2 separate regions of the Mus musculus genome follow, and region 1 is linked to region 2. A link is a loop called in an ENCODE intact Hi-C map of the cell type or tissue named here. Cell type or tissue: heart. All regions are shown on one strand. Each heading gives the region's core, and the rest is flanking DNA. Links, peaks and the distances in the headings are about the cores only.

What was found. A loop is a pair of places that touch in the nucleus more often than their neighbours do. Peaks named below come from ENCODE experiments on the same cell type or tissue, not always from the same donor. Only the 100,000 strongest peaks of a DNase experiment are listed, where the experiment ranks them.
Region 1: a loop joins it to region 2, with 1.8 times the contacts of the local background. A loop is called at or near these places in 2 of 42 quality-filtered maps.

Annotation. Positions count from the first base shown.
Region 1 is chr11:75,363,923-75,373,087 of GRCm38, reverse strand. All of the region lies in intron 2 of Smyd4 (SET and MYND domain containing 4), which reads right to left. Among named protein-coding and RNA genes, the nearest start is that of Smyd4, 20 kb to the right of the region's middle. In heart, for the core only: no CTCF peak of the experiment used is centred there; no DNase peak of the experiment used is centred there.
Region 2 is chr11:75,312,830-75,321,994 of GRCm38, reverse strand. It overlaps Rpa1 (replication protein A1), which reads left to right. Exons shown (of 17, transcript NM_026653.2): 6 at 3,464-3,583; 7 at 5,758-5,890; 8 at 7,080-7,182; 9 at 8,626-8,694; 10 at 8,825-9,017; 11 at 9,163-9,165. Among named protein-coding and RNA genes, the nearest start is that of Rpa1, 31 kb to the left of the region's middle. In heart, for the core only: no CTCF peak of the experiment used is centred there; no DNase peak of the experiment used is centred there; H3K27ac peaks cover 393 bases.

The sequences.
Region 1 (9,165 bases), core at 2,648-7,647, 50 kb before region 2:
CTGGGTATTCTCGGTCACACTACCTCCCACTCCTCAACCGCTTTCTCTCCTTCCCTCCTCTCTCTCCTTCCTATCTAGTGAGACCAAGAGAAGAAAAGCCTCTTAATGGAGCCAACTTGCAAAGTAGAAAAAAAATCCCTATTTTGGCCTTAGACTAGGTACAAAGTTTGACTGGAAGTAACAATTTAGTAATTGGCATCCATCTTTATTTACGTATATTTTTTTTTCCTCTAACCATCTCAAAGCAAGTGTTGCTGGATATGGTGATACACACCTTTAATATGAGCACTCAGGAGACAGAGGCTAGCCTGGTCTACATACATAGTAAGTTACGGGTTACCTAGGGCTACATGGTGAAATCATGCCTCAAAAATAAGAAAAGAAAGGAGGATGAAGAAAAGGAGAAGCAGGAGGAGGAAGAAGAGGAGGAGGAAGAAGAGGAGGAAGAGGAGGAGGAGGAGGAGGAAGAGCAGCATCAACAAACACAGCAATTACCAGTGTTTACCTTTAGATATTTTTAGGCATCTGCTAGAAGTGAAGATATTCCCTTAGATAACAATATTATAGCTTGAATGTGGCAATTACCTCAAAGGCCCATATGTTTGAACATGGTCTCTAAGTGGTAAGACTGTTTTAGAAGGTTGTGATGGGTGCCTTTTGTATATAAGGCCTAGCTGGCAGATATACACAGCATCCTTACATTATATAAGTGACTTAAGAACAGAGAAACAGATAGGAAGCTCCTGGTTTAGTCTGAGACTACCATACTCTGATTCTAAGAGTTGAAAAAGAGAACAGAAGAAATATGTAGGCTAATATTATTTATAACTATTTTTATAAAAATTTTACATTAACAGATTAAGAAAAATGGTCATTTCTCTCAAGATAGTTTTAAAAATTTGATAAAGGTCAATGTGTATTTGTGATGAAAAAAATGTTAATGTTGAGGAACACAGGGCAACTGTCTTGAACCAAAGCACGCTGCATATTATAAGACTATGGTAAATACCTTAAATATATATGTACTCAACAGTATAAGATGTGTATCTATGCTATGGACGTTAGAAAGTAAGATGTGCAAATACTGGATCAGAGGATTACTCTGTACAGATATCATCATTTAACCTAAACATGTCAAGTAGATTGGCATAAAAATGAAAAGATGTTGAATTATAGCAAAGCAGTCATTCATACAGCAATTTTAAAATTCTACCTTTTATTTATACTCCTAACCATCAATTATGGTATGTAATTGGGAGAAAATGTTTATACACAATACCAACCAAGGAAACCTTACAAGCAAAAATAAATCTAACAGGAAATGTGCAAGACTGATATAAAGAAAACTATAAACCTTTACTTAAGGGCATAAAAGAAAGCCCAAGTAAGTGGCAAGACAACCTTTTCCGCGGATGAAAACATTTAATACTGTAAAGTTGTCAGCTCTCCCTAAATGAATCTATAAATTTAACACAATCCCAATCAAGAGCCCAACTACACTTTTTATGAAACACAACAAGCCAGTTCTAAAGTTCACATGGGCGAAATACACTTGACATGACAAAGGCTCTGAAGAAGGGTAATGACTGTGGATGTGTGCATCTCGGCCTAATTATATAGCTAGGAAGTCTCATTTGTACGAGGGCTCCCTGCTTTTTGAGTGCCTTTCTTCCACTAGTAAATCTCAGGGGGAAACTGTTCCATGAGAGAAACAGGAAGTCTGGGTAATCAAAGTCGAAACTGAGGATCTTTGACCAAAGGGCTATGAGGGAGATCAAGGTTAGGCTACTCTATTCCCAAGGCTGGACATAGTGGCCAACAGCTTTACCTCCCCCACCCCACCCCCCACCCAGGCACTCAGGAGACAGAAGCAGGAAGACCTCCATGAGTTCAAGGTCAGCCAGATCTACAGAGTGAGTTCCAGAACAGCCAGGGCTAGCTACATAGTGTTACCCTCTCTTGAAAAAGAAAATAAAGACTTCCTCGAACTTTTCAATGAAACTCTCCAGAAGGAAGGTCTCCTTCTATGGGGTTAGTAATCTATGAATGTATCCTGGGCTAAGAATGGGTATAGCATTACCAAATGCAAAGTCTGTTGGTTGTTGAAGAAATATGAAGTTTCCCGGCATACTCCAAGCCTCCAAATACATATCTGCTTTTAAAAATGTTAGTATTTTCATAGTTACAAATTTCAAATTTGAGGTGGGTTTCTGTTAACCTGAAACTCCAAGAATTATAAAATGAATGAAGTCATAGTAATTAAAACTCTTTGTTTTGGCACACAGAATCTAGAAACAAATTTAAAAAGTAAGCAGTAACTTAATTTTCAGTAAGAACGGCATCTGGGAAGAAGATGGGTCGTTTAATAAACACTGTAGAAAATTGTCTGGCTCAAAAATAAATAAATAAAAGGTAAATTACCATCCTAGTTTGTTCTCTGTTGTTGTAATAAAACAGTGATAAAAGCAACCTGGGGAGGAAAGAGTTATTTGCCTTACGAGTCCTGATAAATGTATATCATTGAGTGAAGTCATGATAGGAGTTCATTAAGCTGGAATCTGGAGGCAGGAACTGGAGCAGGAACATGGAGGAAGGTGGCCTACAGGCTTATGCCCAGGCTTAGACAGCTACCTTTCTTATACTTAGGATCACCTGCCTAGGTATAGGCTCTCTTACAGCAACAGAATCAAGAAAATGGCCCCACATTTCATCTGATAAAGGCAATTCCTCAATTCAGATTACATCTCTCGTATGTCTAGGTATGTGTCAAGTTGACAAAAACTGACCAATCATATAAATACTAATTTCAGATGTGTATGCATATTGTAATATCACATTGTGGTTTGAGAGAGAATGGACTTCACTACTTAGTCACCAGGGAATGGAACTGTTTGAGAAGGATTAGGAGGTGGAGCCTTGTTGAAGGAGTCTCTCTCTCTCTCTCTCTCTTTCTCTCTCTCTCTCCCTCCCTCTCTCCCTCTCTCCCTCCCTCCCTCCCTCCCTCCCTCCCTCCCTCCCTCCCTCCCTCCCCTGCTGTGGGTCAGGATGTAAAGTTCTCAGCTCCTTCTCTGGCACCATGCTTGCCTTCATGCCACCACACTCCCTGCCATGATGATAATGGACTAAAGCCTCTAAAACTGTAAGCAAGCCGCAGATAAATGTTTTCTTTTATAAATAAGGGTTGCCTTGTCCATGGTGTCTCATTAAAGCAGTAGAACATTGACTAAGATAACACCTTAGATATACTTAATTTTAATCTATTAATTATATGTTAATAAGCTAGAAAACATTTTGGATGGATTAAAAAGTTGAAAGTATAAAACTATCCAAAAGCATTAGAAGAAAATACACTTCTATAATCTTGATGTAGAATAGATCTAATAAGCAAGACATATAATTCAGAAGCTGTAAGCGATGTGTTTATAAAAAGATAAATAGAGGGGGGATATGTTATATGGAGGTGAGCTGAGGTGTGGGGAAGGGGGTGCCTCGGTGGGCCCATGCTGAGGCATCCTTTCCCCGAGGGACCAGCCACACAATGGTATAGTATAAAATAGAGTTTACTAAGGGTCTGGGGAGGGAAGTTAAGAGGGTAGTAGAAACAGAGAAAGGCAGAGAAAGAGAGTAGAACAGTAGATGAGTATAGGCCAGCCATAAGCATGTGGTGGGGGGGGGGGGAGGGACAAGAGGACAGAGCAGGAGTGGGAAGGCAAAAGCAAGAGAGGAACAGAGAGAGAGGAGGGGGCAAGCAGGCCCTTTTATAGTGAGTCAAGCATGCCTGGCTGTTGCCAGGTAACTGTGAGGCAAAGCTTCAACAGAATGCTAACAATAAGGGAAAATGACAAGCCAGCCATGTGGTGCACACTAGTAATCCCAGTGTTTGAGGCTGAGGGAGGAGGATGGCTATGAGTTTGAGGTCAGCCTGGGCTAAATGACAAATACTAGACCAGCAAGGACTATATAGCAAAACCTTATCTTAAACAAACGCGGAAGGTGGGTATGGTGATATATACCTACATATAGTTTATGTACTAGAGAGGGAGAGGCAGGATGACTATGGCTTCAAGCTCAGCCTGTTTTACATAGCAAGTTCTGGAACAGGTTTACATAGAAAACAAAAACAAAAAACAAACACAAGCACAGACAAACAAAAACCCAGCCAACCAACCAACCAACCAACCAACCAAGAGACTAGAAAGACCGATCAGTTAAGAGCAGTTGTTCCTCTTGCAGAGGACCTGGGTTCAGTTCCTGGTACCCACAATAATCTGTAACTCCAGTTCCAGGGGGTCTAAAGTCCTTTTCTGGCATCTGTGGGCACCAGACACACATGTGATACACAGACATACATAAAATAAATCTAAAAAATACACTAAAAAAACACAACCCAGCCCAAATAACAGATATGCTTGTGTGAATTCACACAAACACACACACACAATTTGCCAGTGCTTAAGTCCCTATAAAATATGGTTTAGTATTTGCATGTAATATGTACATCCTTGTTTATTCTTTACAACATGTCTATACAACATGTGTGTGTGTGGGGGGGTGATGGTGCTAGAGACTAAGACCAGGCTTTTACATATGTTAGGTGAGATCTCTACCATTGGCCCTATATGTTACTTATAATACCTAAGGTAACATAAATACCATATACGTAGTTGTTATGTCATATGGTTCAGTGCCTAAGGACAAGACAAAAGAGCTTACATGTCTAGTACAGATGCATTTTAGGGCTACTTACATGTATCACAAATGCTGTAATAAATGTAGAGAATAAGGGGGTTAAGAGCACCTAGGTTCAATTCCCAAGCCCCATGTTGTGGCTCACAATACTCTGTAACTCCAGTCCTGGGTGATCTGTCAACTTTCCCCAGCCCCCATGGATACCTGATACACACGGTACATAACAACATATGCAGATAAAATATTCAGACACAAAAAATTAAAAACAAAATCAGATGCAGAGAATAATGCTCAGACGACACAGAGTGCTGGATAGAGCATGTGTGTCAAGCAGGAAGTTATAACGGTGTGCCTACACATGGACTCAGTACAGTGTGATGCAATTCAAGTTTAGCTTCTGAGGAGTTGCCGGGATTCTTTTCCCTGATTAATATTTTTCATCTAAGGTCAAATGAATCTAGGTTTGCAGAACCTGTGGATATGGATGTATACATATACATATGACTGTATAATGAAAGACACCATTAAATCTTAAAAGATTTTTAAAAACCAGAAAGATCAGTAGCATACATAGTACAGTATATCAAATATTCAAACAGCCAGACTTATAGGTAGATGTAAGATGAACCACTAACAAAATGGACAAAGGACGCAAATTGAACTTACAGAGGAAACACAAATGAGCTGTAATGACAGAAAAGGAATACTATTTCCCTTGTGATCAGAAAGCTATAGATTAAACCCCAGCCCTTTTTGCCTTTGTTTTTCATATTTAGTGGTTCTGGGGACTGAACCCAAGGAAGGACAGCTGCTTGGAATGTTGGAGACCTCTCAGGCATTGCTTATGCTAAGCTGACAAAGGCTTTCTGAATGCATATGGTAGTATCTATTCATCTTAAGATGCCTATAACCATGGGTGGAGCAATTCTCTAAGAGTCTGTCTGAACTTCTTAAGCATGTGCTCAAAAACACACATAAAGATTGTTTACTGAAGCAGTATTTGCAACAGTGAAACAAAACCAAACAACAACAAAAAGTACTTAATAGCTCATCAGTAGGAAAAAGAACAACAAATTGGGACACATTTATACTATTCTCGTTCTATCACACGACTATTAAGAAGATTAAGGTGTGAGGATGAAAAGCCCCTGCAGAACAACGCACACAATGAAATTGAATAGAGAATAAAGAAAAAAATATATAGTGTATTTATGTAAAACATACATAAACACATAAAAAGAATAGAAAACTCTTTGACTGTATATCTTTGAAAAGAACCAGCAGAGTGCTATGGTTTATAAATGAAAAGTTCCCCCAAAATTCCTGAGTTGGAGGTTCAATGCAGAGTTCATACTCTTAGGAAGTAACTAAATCAGGAATGCTCTGATCTAATCAATGGATTGACCAACTGATAGATTAATAATCTGAAGGCAACACTTCCAGGAGGCAGAAACAAGGTGAGGCCTAACTGGAGGAAGTTTGTCACCAGAGGCATGTCCTTGGAGAGGCTACCTCATCCTTGATCCTTCCCTTTCTCCGCTTCCTGGCTGTAAAAGTATTTATTTGACTGATGTAACTGTCATCTTGGAGGCTTACTGGCTCCATCAGCTAACCTAGGCCTAGCCCTGGAAGCTTCTAGCTTCCATACAATCTAATCCAAGCCTAGAATGTTCCAGCCTTTAGGACTTGCTGCTGAGATCACCGTTTCCTGTTCTTTCTGAACTCTAGCTGGCTGATTCAGTCCCCCTGTTCCGGCTCAAACTCCTCTCCCCGATGATTTTATTCACAATCTGTCTTTTCTCTTGGCCTCTGAATTGCTCTGCTTGGTCTCAAACTAACTCTAGCAATCTTTTCTAATCTCTTGTCTCCTTCACACTCTCTTGCTTGTTCTGTCTTTACTGTGTCTAGTTTGTTCTCTCTTCCATCCTTCTCTGTAAAGCTCTCCCGGTAAACCTGCCTCCTCCTCCCCCTCTGTGCCGCTCTACTCTCCCTCTCAGCTCTACTGCACTGCTCTCCACAGCTCTCCTGTATCCTGTGCTGCACTCTCTTCTCCGGTACCACCTGTGTCTCCCTTACGTAGCTTCCCTTTCCTCTCTCTTCTCCTGAGGGTTGGGCAGATCCTATCCTGTCAAACCTTTCTCTGATTCTTCACTTTGTCTGCCACTCAATTAGACATCACTTTCAAGCAGGAGTGCCTCCTCTACAAACCAACTTTACCTTCATTGTTTCAAATTAAAGGTGAGTACTAAGGGTGTGTCTCTTTTTCAGCCAGTGAGAGTAAAGATGTGTGCTAATAAGGCTGAGCCAACTCTAGCTAGAAATAGTTTCTTTTTCTCCATAAATAACAGAATCTTAGGGTTCACAATACGATCAAATATCCTGAGACAGCTGGCTGCCATGTGGTGAAGAGAATGCAGAGAGTTAAGGATGTGCTCTTGAGGTTTCAGATGGGAATAAGCATTTTCTTGGGAGTTGGATTAGAGTCATTCCTGTGACACTGTGACAAAGGACTCGACTACATTTTGCCATGCCTTGAGACTGTGGAGGGCTGAGCGATGGATTAATACACTGGAGTGAATTTTAAGGCAGCCAAGGCTGTGGTTGGACTGTTACTAGCTACGTTTAGCTGGATTTATATTAAGAATTGGGAACAAAAAAGCAGAGTAGAAAGGACAGTTTTGGCAGAAGGAGGTTTCTTCATATACAACTTAGTTTTTATAGTTAGCTTTTTATGTTGCTATGACCAAAATACCTTATGGAAACTGAAGAATAAAAATTTTTACTGAACTCTTCTTCACCCCAGAACCCGACCCCTCCCATCTAGAGATTGTTCCCGGAACACTCCTGAACTCTTCACCCCAGAATGCTTTCCTGAACTCCTCACCCTAGAGTTCGAACCCTCCCAACTAAAAACTGTTCCAAGAACATTTTTGAGATAAGGGCCTCCTAAAACAACCTCAAAATGAACCGGGTACATTGCCAAATAATAGGACATGACCCCTTAGTTACGTAGATTCCCTTGGCAGAACCCCTTGTCCCTTGACAGAACCCCCTAGTGATGTAAACTTGTACTTTCCCTGCCCAGCTCTCCCCCCTTGAGTTTTACTATATAAGCCTATGAAAAATTTGGCTGGTCGTCGATTCTCCTCTACACCACTAGGTGCATGAGTTTCGACCCCAGAGCTCTGGTCTATGTTCCATGTGCTTTCTTGCTGTTGTTCTATTAAATCTTGCCTTCTACATTTTGAGTACGGTCTCAGTGTCTTCTTGGGTCCGCGGCTGTCCCGGGGCTTGAGTGCTTGAGTGAGGGTCTCCCTTCGGGGGTCTTTCATTTTGGTGCATTGGCCGGGAAACAGCGCGACCACCCAGAGGTCCTAGACCCACTTAGAGGTAAGGTTCTTTGTTCTGTTTTGGTCTGATGTTTGTGTTCTGTTTCTAAGTTTGGTGCGATCGCAGTTTCGGTTTTGCGGATGCTCAGTGAGACCGCGCTCCGAGAGGGAACGCGGGGTGGATAAGGATAGACGTGTCCAGGTGTCCACCGTCCGTTCACCCTGGGAGACGTCCCAGGAAAAACAGGGGAGGACCAGGGACGCCTGGTGGACCCCTTTGGAGGCCAAGAGACCATTTGGGGTTGCGAGATCGTGGGTTTGAGTCCCACCTCGTGCCCAGTTGCGAGATCGTGGGTTCGAGTCCCACCTCGCGTTTTGTTGCGAGACCGTGGGTTCAAGTCCCACCTCGCGTTTGGTCACGAGATCGTGGGTTCGAGTCCCACCTCGTGCAGAGGGTCTCAATCGGCCGGCCTTAGAAAGGCCATCTGATTCTTTGAGTTGCTTGTGGTCGACGCAGAGTCGCCGCCGTTTCTGGTTTCTTTTTTGTCTTAGTCTCGTGTCCGCTCTTGTTGTGTCTACTGTTTTTCTAGAAATGGGACAATCTGTGTCCACTCCCCTTTCTCTGACTCTGGAGCATTGGAAGGAGGTGCGGGTCAGAGCCCACAACCAGTCGGTGGAAGTCAGAAAGGGTCCGTGGCAGACCTTTTGCGCCTCCGAGTGGCCAACGTTTAGAGTAGGCTGGCCACCTGAGGGTGCTTTTGACTTGTCACTAATCGCTGCCGTCAGGCGAATTGTTTTTCAGGAGGAAGGGGGTCACCCTGATCAGATCCCCTACATTGTGACCTGGCAGAATCTCGTCCAATTCCCACCTCCGTGGGTCAAGCCTTGGACCCCAAACTCTTCGAAACTGACGGTCGCGGTTGCCCAGTCTGATGCAGCCGGAAAGTCTGGCCCATCAGCACCCCCCAAGATCTATCCAGAGATTGACGACCTCCTCTGGATAGACTCCCAACCTCCCCCTTACCCCCTGCCCCAACAGCCACCTGCAGCTGCCCCACCACAGGGACCAATAGCGAGAGGGGCTCAGGGACCGGCGGGGGAGACTCGGAGTCGCCGAGGCCGAAGCCCCGGGGAGGAAGGGGGGCCA
Region 2 (9,165 bases), core at 1,713-6,712:
GTTGAGACAGGGCCTCACCATATAGCGTTGTTGATCTTGCAACTGTCTAGACCAGGCTGGCATGGAACTCCTGGCAGAGATCTGCCTGCCTCTGCCTCCCACATGCTGAGATTACAGGTGTGCACTACCATGGCAGGCTCTATTTATTTATTCTTTGTGTTTGTTAAGAAAATGCTTGCTTGGGAAGTTGGTGGGTTTGTTTGTGAATTTTTCTCTGCCCAGAGCTCACTTGCCATAATAGACTGTAAGAATGATAGCTATGAGCAGGTCACCGAGGGCGGAGCCTGCTGTAATCTAGTTCCCTCATGGCTTGGGACCAGTGTGTAGCCAGCAGAGCCTAAGAATTACGATCTGGCTTCCTGGGATAGCTTGATTTGCAGGTGGCCCAAAACAGGTTATTATAAACGGAGCCTACGTTACTGCTTTGTAGAATGGTTTTGGCTTTAGAAAGATTTTTCCTTAGCTATAGACTGATTGATTTGAGGTCTTGTGGGCAGCTGCTGCGTTACAATGCGTTAATTGAAGGGCAATTGCTGCTATTTACAATGCTCTGGAATTCTTGCCATCATTTGATTTGGGACTGTCTCTTGTACCAGATTTGCAAGAGATAAAGGTTACTCTATTAAGTGGATTAGTAGCTTTTCCTAATTACCACATCTTATGTTCTATATAATTAGAGTTATTGCTGCCAGGATTGGTTGTTTACAAATTAACTGCATGATGATGAAGTACATGAACTTAGCCAGAACGAGCTGAGGAATACCAGGTTTTCTCTTCTCAGCCAAAGATGTTAAAGATGACGTACTGTCTCCATCATTGTGCAGACAGTTACGGGAGTAACGCACTTAACTCTTGTTCCTGGTCCAGAGTGAGCACTCCAGGCAGTAGTTGCTGTTACTGGTGTGTCTCACGCATCCCAGGCTGGCTCAGACTCCTCATTACCTGAAGAGGAGGAGCACCTTGAACTTCTGGTCCTCTTTCTGCCTGTTCCCCAAGCACTGGGATACAGGCAAGGGACTACCCGGACTTAGCGACTGCTAGGCAGGTACTCTACTAAATGAGCTACACCCCCAGCCTCAGATTATCAGTTGGAGACTTATCATTGTATTATGTTCAACTAAAAATTATAACTGTAATTCTTATAAAAAATGAAAATTCTATGTTAGAATAGGTACATGTGTTGGGTTTTTGGTTTTTTTTTTTTTTTTTTTTTTTTTTGGTTTTTCGAGACAGGGTTTCTCTGTGTAGCCCTGGCTGTCCTGGAACTCACTTTGTAGACCAGGCTGGCCTCGAACTCAGAAATCCGCCTGCCTCTGCCTCCCGAGTGCTGGGATTAAAGGTATGCGCCACCACACCCGGCCTTGTTTTTTTAATTGTAGTAAAATATATGTTTACTGTTCAACTTTGAGATGGGGGTCTACCTATGGTACCTATGCTGGCCTTGACCTCCAGCTTCAATGAGTCTTGTGGCTCAGCCTCCTGGGTAGCTGTGGCTATGAGCAGATGCCACTGCAGCGGGCCGCTTGCCGTGGTTACACGGCACAGTGTCTTCTGTGGTTACAGGCTCCCTTACTGAACTTAGAGCTCAGGTTGGGCTGCCTGGCTATTGAGGCCTGGGATCTGCCTACCTCTGCTCCCTGCCTAGTCCGTCCTCACCTCTCTAGCACGCACGCCCCATGTGGGAACAAAACTCGGGTCTTTATGTTTTCTCTACCAACCAAGCCGGCTCCTCAGTTATCTTTTTATAGAAATTGAGTCGAGTGACCATATCCAGTTCAGTCAGACATGCGCAGCAGAAATGGTTCTGAGAATGAGGCTCCTACCTCAGGTAATTTGGAGACTGTAGAAAAGGAGAGGCTGGGGAAAGGGCTCAGCAGGTAAAGGCATCTGTCAAGCCCGGTGCCTTTGTGCCATCCCTAGGACTCTGGTGGAAGGAGACCCGATTCCCTCAGGATGGTCTCTGCCCTCCACATAGCTGCAAGCACCTTCGTGAGGTGCACATACCAGCAAATACCACATTCTTTTTAAAGAAGGCAAGAACTTCGCTGGAAGATAGGTCACCTTTTAAACTGTGTCTTATGCAGCAGGTCACTGTGTGCTCATTTCTACTTTCCTTCAGTGTACTACTGAGCAACTCACCTTTCTCTTGCTGATTTTAAAAATGCTTCACATAGACTGAACTGGGCTGGGTGTCTGAGTTGAGTGATAATGGGAAGGCTGAGCTGTAAAGGAAGGGCTCATTGTCAGTAGCCTGGGCCCCTCTCCTATGTAAATAGGTGTCTCACTTTTTCTCTCTGTAGGATGAACTAAAGCATAATCAATTCTATTTAATCTTCTCAACTTTGTGCTGAATGTATTTGTCTCCAGCAACACAATTACGTCTCATTCCTTGAGCTACTTAAGAGTAATTTTGCCAAAAATGAATTCCATGGGCATGTAGCATGCCCGGTGAGTTGGGACCTCAGGAGGCCCAGCAGGAGTTAGAACTTACAGTTGGAGAAGGGAGAGCCTCAGTGGCAAGGGAGACTTCCTGCCTGTGCGCACCAGTTTTAGTGTTTCAGGAGCTCTGGGACATTTTTTTTTTTTTAGCTGCCTTTGTCATCTACAAGCACTCCAGGTGAGCAGCCTAAACGAGGCTGGCTTCAGCCTTCAGAGCCAATCACAGAAGTAAAATCAAACCCCATAAACTCGTTATTTTAGAAATAGTGGTAGGCAATTTACAATGTTAACATTCTTCAACTTGGTAAACATTTGTATAAAGGGTGAAGGGCAAATACACACTCCGACAGGGTGGCGCGTCTTATTTGCTGCTTTAGAAGCGTGCTCGGTCCCCCTCCTTTTTATCTCCCTGTTGCCTTGACACGGCTGCTTCTGAACTCTGTTCTCATCTCTCCCTGCTGTGACAGTTCACTAGCACTTCACGGTACCTGAGACTCTTTCAACTCATATTTTCCACCAGCTGTCAGTTGCAAAATAAGGTTGCTTTGTTTGGGGGAAAGGGTAGAACCCTTTGTAAACGTCTCCTTTTCCTTTGAAGCCAAAGCACTTGAGAGACAATTGAACTGCTTTTAGGTTTTCCTTACCACCCTGCTTTCTCTTCTAATGGATCCTGCCACGAACACACCGTCCTGTTGATGACATCGATTTGTTGCTATGGAAATAGTGGTAGTATCACAGATTGAGCCCAGTGACTTTACTGCAGGTTCTTGAAGGAGAAATGGGCAAGGCTTCAGGGAGAACCTCATTAAAACTGAAAGCTGTCAATTCTAAACAGTTGAAAGGGAAATGGAACCAGTCTTTACTATGCGCAGACAAAAAAGTGAGCCCTTTGCAGACACAGGGTGTGCAGCGTGGTGCAGTCTGCTCCTCTAAGAGCCAAAGGTGGGTTTTCCTAAGGTATTTACTGCTGGTGTTGAAATCTCTTGACTGGGTTTGCACTGAATTGGCCTGTTTTGATCTCCAGGATATGGGCAGCAGCAGCAGCAGCAGCAGCAGCAGCAGCAGCAAGCAGTCCCTTCCCCAGCCTCTGCAGCGACACCACCAGCCAGCAAGCCCCAGCCACAGAATGGGAGTCTGGGAATGGGTAAGATGGGACCCAAGAGATGGAAGTTAGGGGTCAAGGTTGAAGCAGTGTTTGAAAATTCACTGAGCCTGAGTCAGGCAGAGTAGCCTAGGCCAGCACTTGGGAGGTGGAGACAGGGGAATCAGAAGTTCAAGGTCATCTTCCACTATTTAGCAGGTTCCAGGCCAGTTTGGATTACATGAAACAGGCTCGGAAAACAAACAACAGGAACAAAAACTCCATTCATAGTAGAATTGCAAAGAATAATTCCAATTATTGCATATTTTTTAATACTTATTTATTTATTTACTTATTATATGTAAGTACACTTGTAGCTGCCTTCAGACACTCCAGAAGACCGTATCAGATTTTGTTATGGATGGTTGTGAGCCACCATGTGGTTGTTGGGATTTGAACTCAGGACCATTGGAAGAGCAGTCGGTGCTCTTAACCGCTGAGCCATCTCACCAGCCCGAGTATTTTTTTTATAAAGGTAGTTAAAATACACTGTTCCTGACTCCTCTTAGTTGATGCTTTATCTGGTAGTCGCTCGCTTTCACCTTACATTCTGTGCCTTTTTGTGAAATTTCTTTTAAATCCCCACCTTTCCCCACCTACCATGCATTTGTTACATTTGGCTTTTCTGTCCAAGTTTCTCCTCTGACTTTGTAACTCTCATGGGACTTTATCATCTCTTTAGACATAGCATTCATTACCTTTGGCATGGAGACCCTCCTGCCTGCCTCCAGAGTGCTGGGGTTGTTGGCCATGGCTTCTATGTCTTCATCTCTCTTTCCTAACTTATTGGTTCTTTGTAAGTTTCACATCATGCACCCCGATCCCACTCACCCCTGTTCCCTTGTACCTGCCCTCCACCCTTGCAGCCTCTCCGCTAGAAGAAAAATAATCTGACTGTGGAAGCTGTAGTGTGTGACATTGTGTCCCAGGTGGAAGCTGTAGTGTGTGACTTTTTGTCCCAGGTGGAAGCTGTAGTGTGTGACACTGTGTCCCAGAGTGCACCCTTTTGTCCACACATCTTCATGATGTTCATCATGGTGAAGTTGTTGGTTTTGTTCGAGGCCTCTGGCTTCTGCTACACGCTCACTGGGACTCCTTCTCAGATATCCTGTTGTCCTGTATCACGGAGATCATTGGGCACAGCTCTGCTGTGCTGCCCGGGGACTTGAGGTTACAGGGCCTCTCCCTCCTTCCCCCCAGCTTCTCTGTAGCAGGTCTGGATGGGATCATTTTGATTACTTCCTGGGCTTTGTTTTAGGACCCTTTTCTGGGACACCATCCTTGAACATAGTGATCTGTGGAACACGACTAGATTTACTTGTAGAGGTTTTTTCTTGGTTTTTCTTACCATATCATACTCACCTCCTCTCCTCCCTCTTCAACTCTGCTTTTCTATTTCAATTACATGAATTCCTTCTCTTTAACCAACTTCTAGCTTTTTAAAAATAAGTTTGGTGGCCCACAAGATAGCTCAGCTGGTAAAATGCCTGCTGACCCTATTGACGCTCCGAGGACCCACAGTGAAAGGAAAGAATCAACTTCACAGAGTTGTCCTCTGGCCGTCACATAACTACATCCCCATATATACTTCAAACACATGTGCTTATGTTACACTTCCCTGTGGCACGTGCATAATGAGAATTAATTTTAAACTTTTAAAAGTTAAATAAGGGCTGGAGAGATGGCTCAGCGGTTAAGAGCACTGACTGCTCTTCCAAAGGTCCTGAGTTCAATTCCCAGCAACCACATGGTGGCTCACAACCATCTGTAATGGGATCTGATGTCTTCTTCTGGTGTGTCTGAAGACAGCCACACTGTACTCATAAAAATAAATCTTTTTTTAAAAAAAGTTAAAAAACGGTTGTCTGGCTTGGTGAATAAAAATTTGCTATACAACCATGATGATCTGCGTTCAAATCCTCAGAACCCACCTAAAAGCCAGGTGTAGTAGTCAGAGTGTCTCTGATGGCAGTGCCCTTAGGAGAGCAGATACTCCTTGGGAGCTTGTGCCCCTAACCTGGCAAGTGTGGTGGGAAGACAATGAAGGGAGCCTGTCTCACAAAAGTTGGATTTTTTTGAGATTATCATCTGACCTCCAGATGCGTGCCATGGTGCCTGTACATTCACTTCGAGAAATAAAACGGGAATGACTGCCCTTTTCCTGTGTGTTTGCATAGGTTCCACTGCAGCTAAGGCTTATGGTGCCTCAAAGCCATTTGGAAAACCTGCCGGAACTGGCCTGCTGCAGCCTTCAGGTGGGACACAGTCCAAAGTGGTGCCCATCGCCAGCCTCACCCCGTACCAGTCCAAGTGAGTTGTTGCTCAGGACCAGCGTGGGGCTCCTCACAAATGGTCCAGGACATTGCTGTGTGCTGACGTGTGACTTGGGTGTAAAACTCAGGTCACCAGCTCATAGGATGTGCTCCTTACTTTTCTAAGAAGGATACAGATTATGACACCCTTTGGGACTTTTATCAGAAAGAATGGCAAAAGCAGCATTCTGTCATAGCCTGAAGGGGTTTCACTATTTTTTAAATTTTAGAGCTTAAAATTATTTACTGCTTAAAGAGTTATTTGGTAGGCTTAAGAATAAAAAGACTCTGTTTGTATGTGTGCATGTGTGCACCTGCGCGCGCACGCTAATTCACATTTCATCTCGTATAAATAGATGACTTTTAGTTCAAAACGTGTTACTGTGGTTTAATTTGGCCAAGATAATCTGTCCTGTTTGCATTAACCACATTAATATGCCGTAGACATGGATTTCTTTGATATTACTTTTTCCCATTAAAAATTAATTAAAACATTGAACATTAGTGGACTTTTTTTTTTTTCTCTAGAATTCTTTAAGCTATGTTCTTATTTATCCTGCAATGCTTGGTAAAATAGGGGAGATAATTTCCCCTGTCAAATTGTAAGTAAAGAAACCAGTATATCCAACTTTGAGGAGAGACGCCAGGCCAGGGTTTTGGGTCTGGGAACTCCTTTTATGGTAGGCGCTCTCTCAGGTCAGACCATTTGGGGGTCTTTCTTTTGGTGGCCCATGAATAAATGCCATGCTTTGTAGCCTTGAGTTTATGTTTGGGATGCATTAGAAATGTGACAGACATTGTATAGTGATTGTGTCGGCTCCTGTAATTGAAAATAGTGGCAAACTATAATTGCTAGTATAACTGCAGTTTTTCCCTTGGAACCTTTCATTAAAGGGATATTGTTGCCTTGGTGATGTTTTTTGAGGAAGGGAGAGGGCTTATAGATTTACTTATTTGACAGGAGACTGAGTTAGTGTTAAACTACCTGGTATATTTTACTGTTTGCTTATTCTGTAAACTGTCAAACCTGTTTGTCATCTTGGGGTTTTAATTAGCTGGATTAAAATACAGCTAGCATTGACAGACTGCAGAAGAGAGAAGAAAGGCCTCGGAAGATGATTTCCTGCTTATCTTTATTCCAAGTGAGAGAGACTCCAAACACTAATGTTACCTGTTTGGTTTTTTAGGTGGACTATTTGTGCCCGTGTCACCAACAAAAGTCAGATCCGCACCTGGAGTAATTCCCGGGGGGAAGGAAAGCTTTTCTCTCTAGAACTTGTGGATGAAAGCGTGAGTATGCGCCATTGAGTATGCGCCATTCCATTCGGGAAGCTGCTGACCTCCTTGACTCGGGTGGGGCTCAGCTCCGAGGAACATGGCGGTCATTGTGGCTTTCCTTCTGTTGGAGACCTTTGATGCTATCTGGGGCACAGGGTCAGACATGAGATAAAGTGCTCCTAAAGGGACGCGTCTGTAGCAATACAGATTGGTGGACTGTAAATAGTCTCCGTCTGCAGAGACTGCAGCGCTCTAATTACATTGCTAGGGGCACAGTTGAAGCCCTGGGGTGATACCTGCCGAGCAGGGCGGGTTTGCCTCCAGCAGAAGGAGCAGCAGCTACTCAGCTTTAACTAGTCTGCGGGGAGGGCTTCTGATCATTTATACTCACTAGGCTTTACTTAAAGCAAAATGCAGGGGCCAGAGAGACTGCTCAGCATTTAAGAGCACTCGCTGTTCTTTGAGAGGACTTGGGCTCAATTCTCAGCACCAACAGAGTAGCACATAACCATCTGTGACTCCCGTGTCAGTGATCCAGTACCTCTCCTGGTCACCTCAGGCATCAGACACTCAGTGATGCTCACACATACATGCTGGTAAAACACCCACACACGTAAAATAAGCCATGATACCGGGAAGGGCAAAGCTTTGGGGCTCTCTCCCCCTCTTCTTCCTCTTGTCACGGTGTAGCACAGCAGATATCTTAACTGTGATGGCAGATTCAGTATCAGAAACTAATTTCCTGCAGCTTGTCTGGGTAAGGTTTTAGCCATTTAGTTAAGTTTCTTATCCATCTGTAACATATTGCCTGACAGAAAAGTAACAGTGCAGTCAGCTTGAAAGCATGACTTGTTGGAACATTTTTGGCACCAGCTCCTGACTGTGAAGTAAGCCGTCACTTAGGTTGCGGGCGTGAGGAAGAGTGCTGAATCATTGGAGTTCAGCACGCCTTCCTGTGGGCTTCCAGCCCATCACTCGGGACCCAGAATATTAGGTTTCATTATCGGAATATTAAGCTATTCCTTCTAAAAATGTTTTGATAAGATGTAAGAATTATTTTCGTGTGTATGCATGCACACGTGTGCAAAGGCTGGAGAATAACTTGGTGGGGCGATTGTCTTCTCCATCCCGAGGGTTCCGGGATTAAACTAGGGTGGCCAGGTTGGCACAGGAAACACCTTTGTCTTCCAGATCATCTCGAGGCTCCCTCGTTTTATGTGTTAACTTACAACTGTAGGCTCGGGTGGCTGAGCTGCTTTTGTTTTACCAGAGCTGATAGCTTGAAAATGTAACTGTATATGTGGGATTCTGCAATGTCTGCAGCCCTGTGAGGGTCTCTTTACACTTGGACTGTTGCTCCGAGGATGGTGTCTAACTGTCAAAATGGCCTGCTCTCGCTGTTGAGAGCGAGGGCCTAGCAGCGCAGTTCTAATGTGCTCTCCCTTGCTTCTGCAGGGTGAAATCAGAGCTACTGCTTTCAATGAGCAAGTGGACAAGTTCTTTCCCCTTATTGAAGTGAACAAGGTAAGAAGACGGTGTTGAGTCAGAGCTGACAGGCTGAACTGTGAGAGCCATGAGCACAGTTTGGAAGGCTGCATTGTGGGGCGGGCTTTGATGGACTGAGTAGCTTGCCCTGACTTGGCCTCTTTTGCAGGTGTATTACTTCTCAAAGGGCGCCCTGAAGATCGCTAACAAACAGTTCTCCGCTGTTAAAAATGACTATGAGATGACCTTCAATAATGAGACTTCTGTCCTTCCCTGTGAAGATGGCCATCACTTACCCACAGTTCAGTTTGATTTCACAGGGATCGGTGACCTAGAGAGCAAGGCTAAAGACGCACTAGTAGGTGCGTCCAGGGTTGAGGGCAAAGAGTGGTGATTTTTGTCTCCAGTGTTTGGGGTGATGCGTGACTAGCGTGCTTGCCTTTCGTCCCTGCCGTGTTTTAAAGAGGAGCCTTGATGGGAGCTCTTACAAAGTGTTCTTTGTTTCAGACA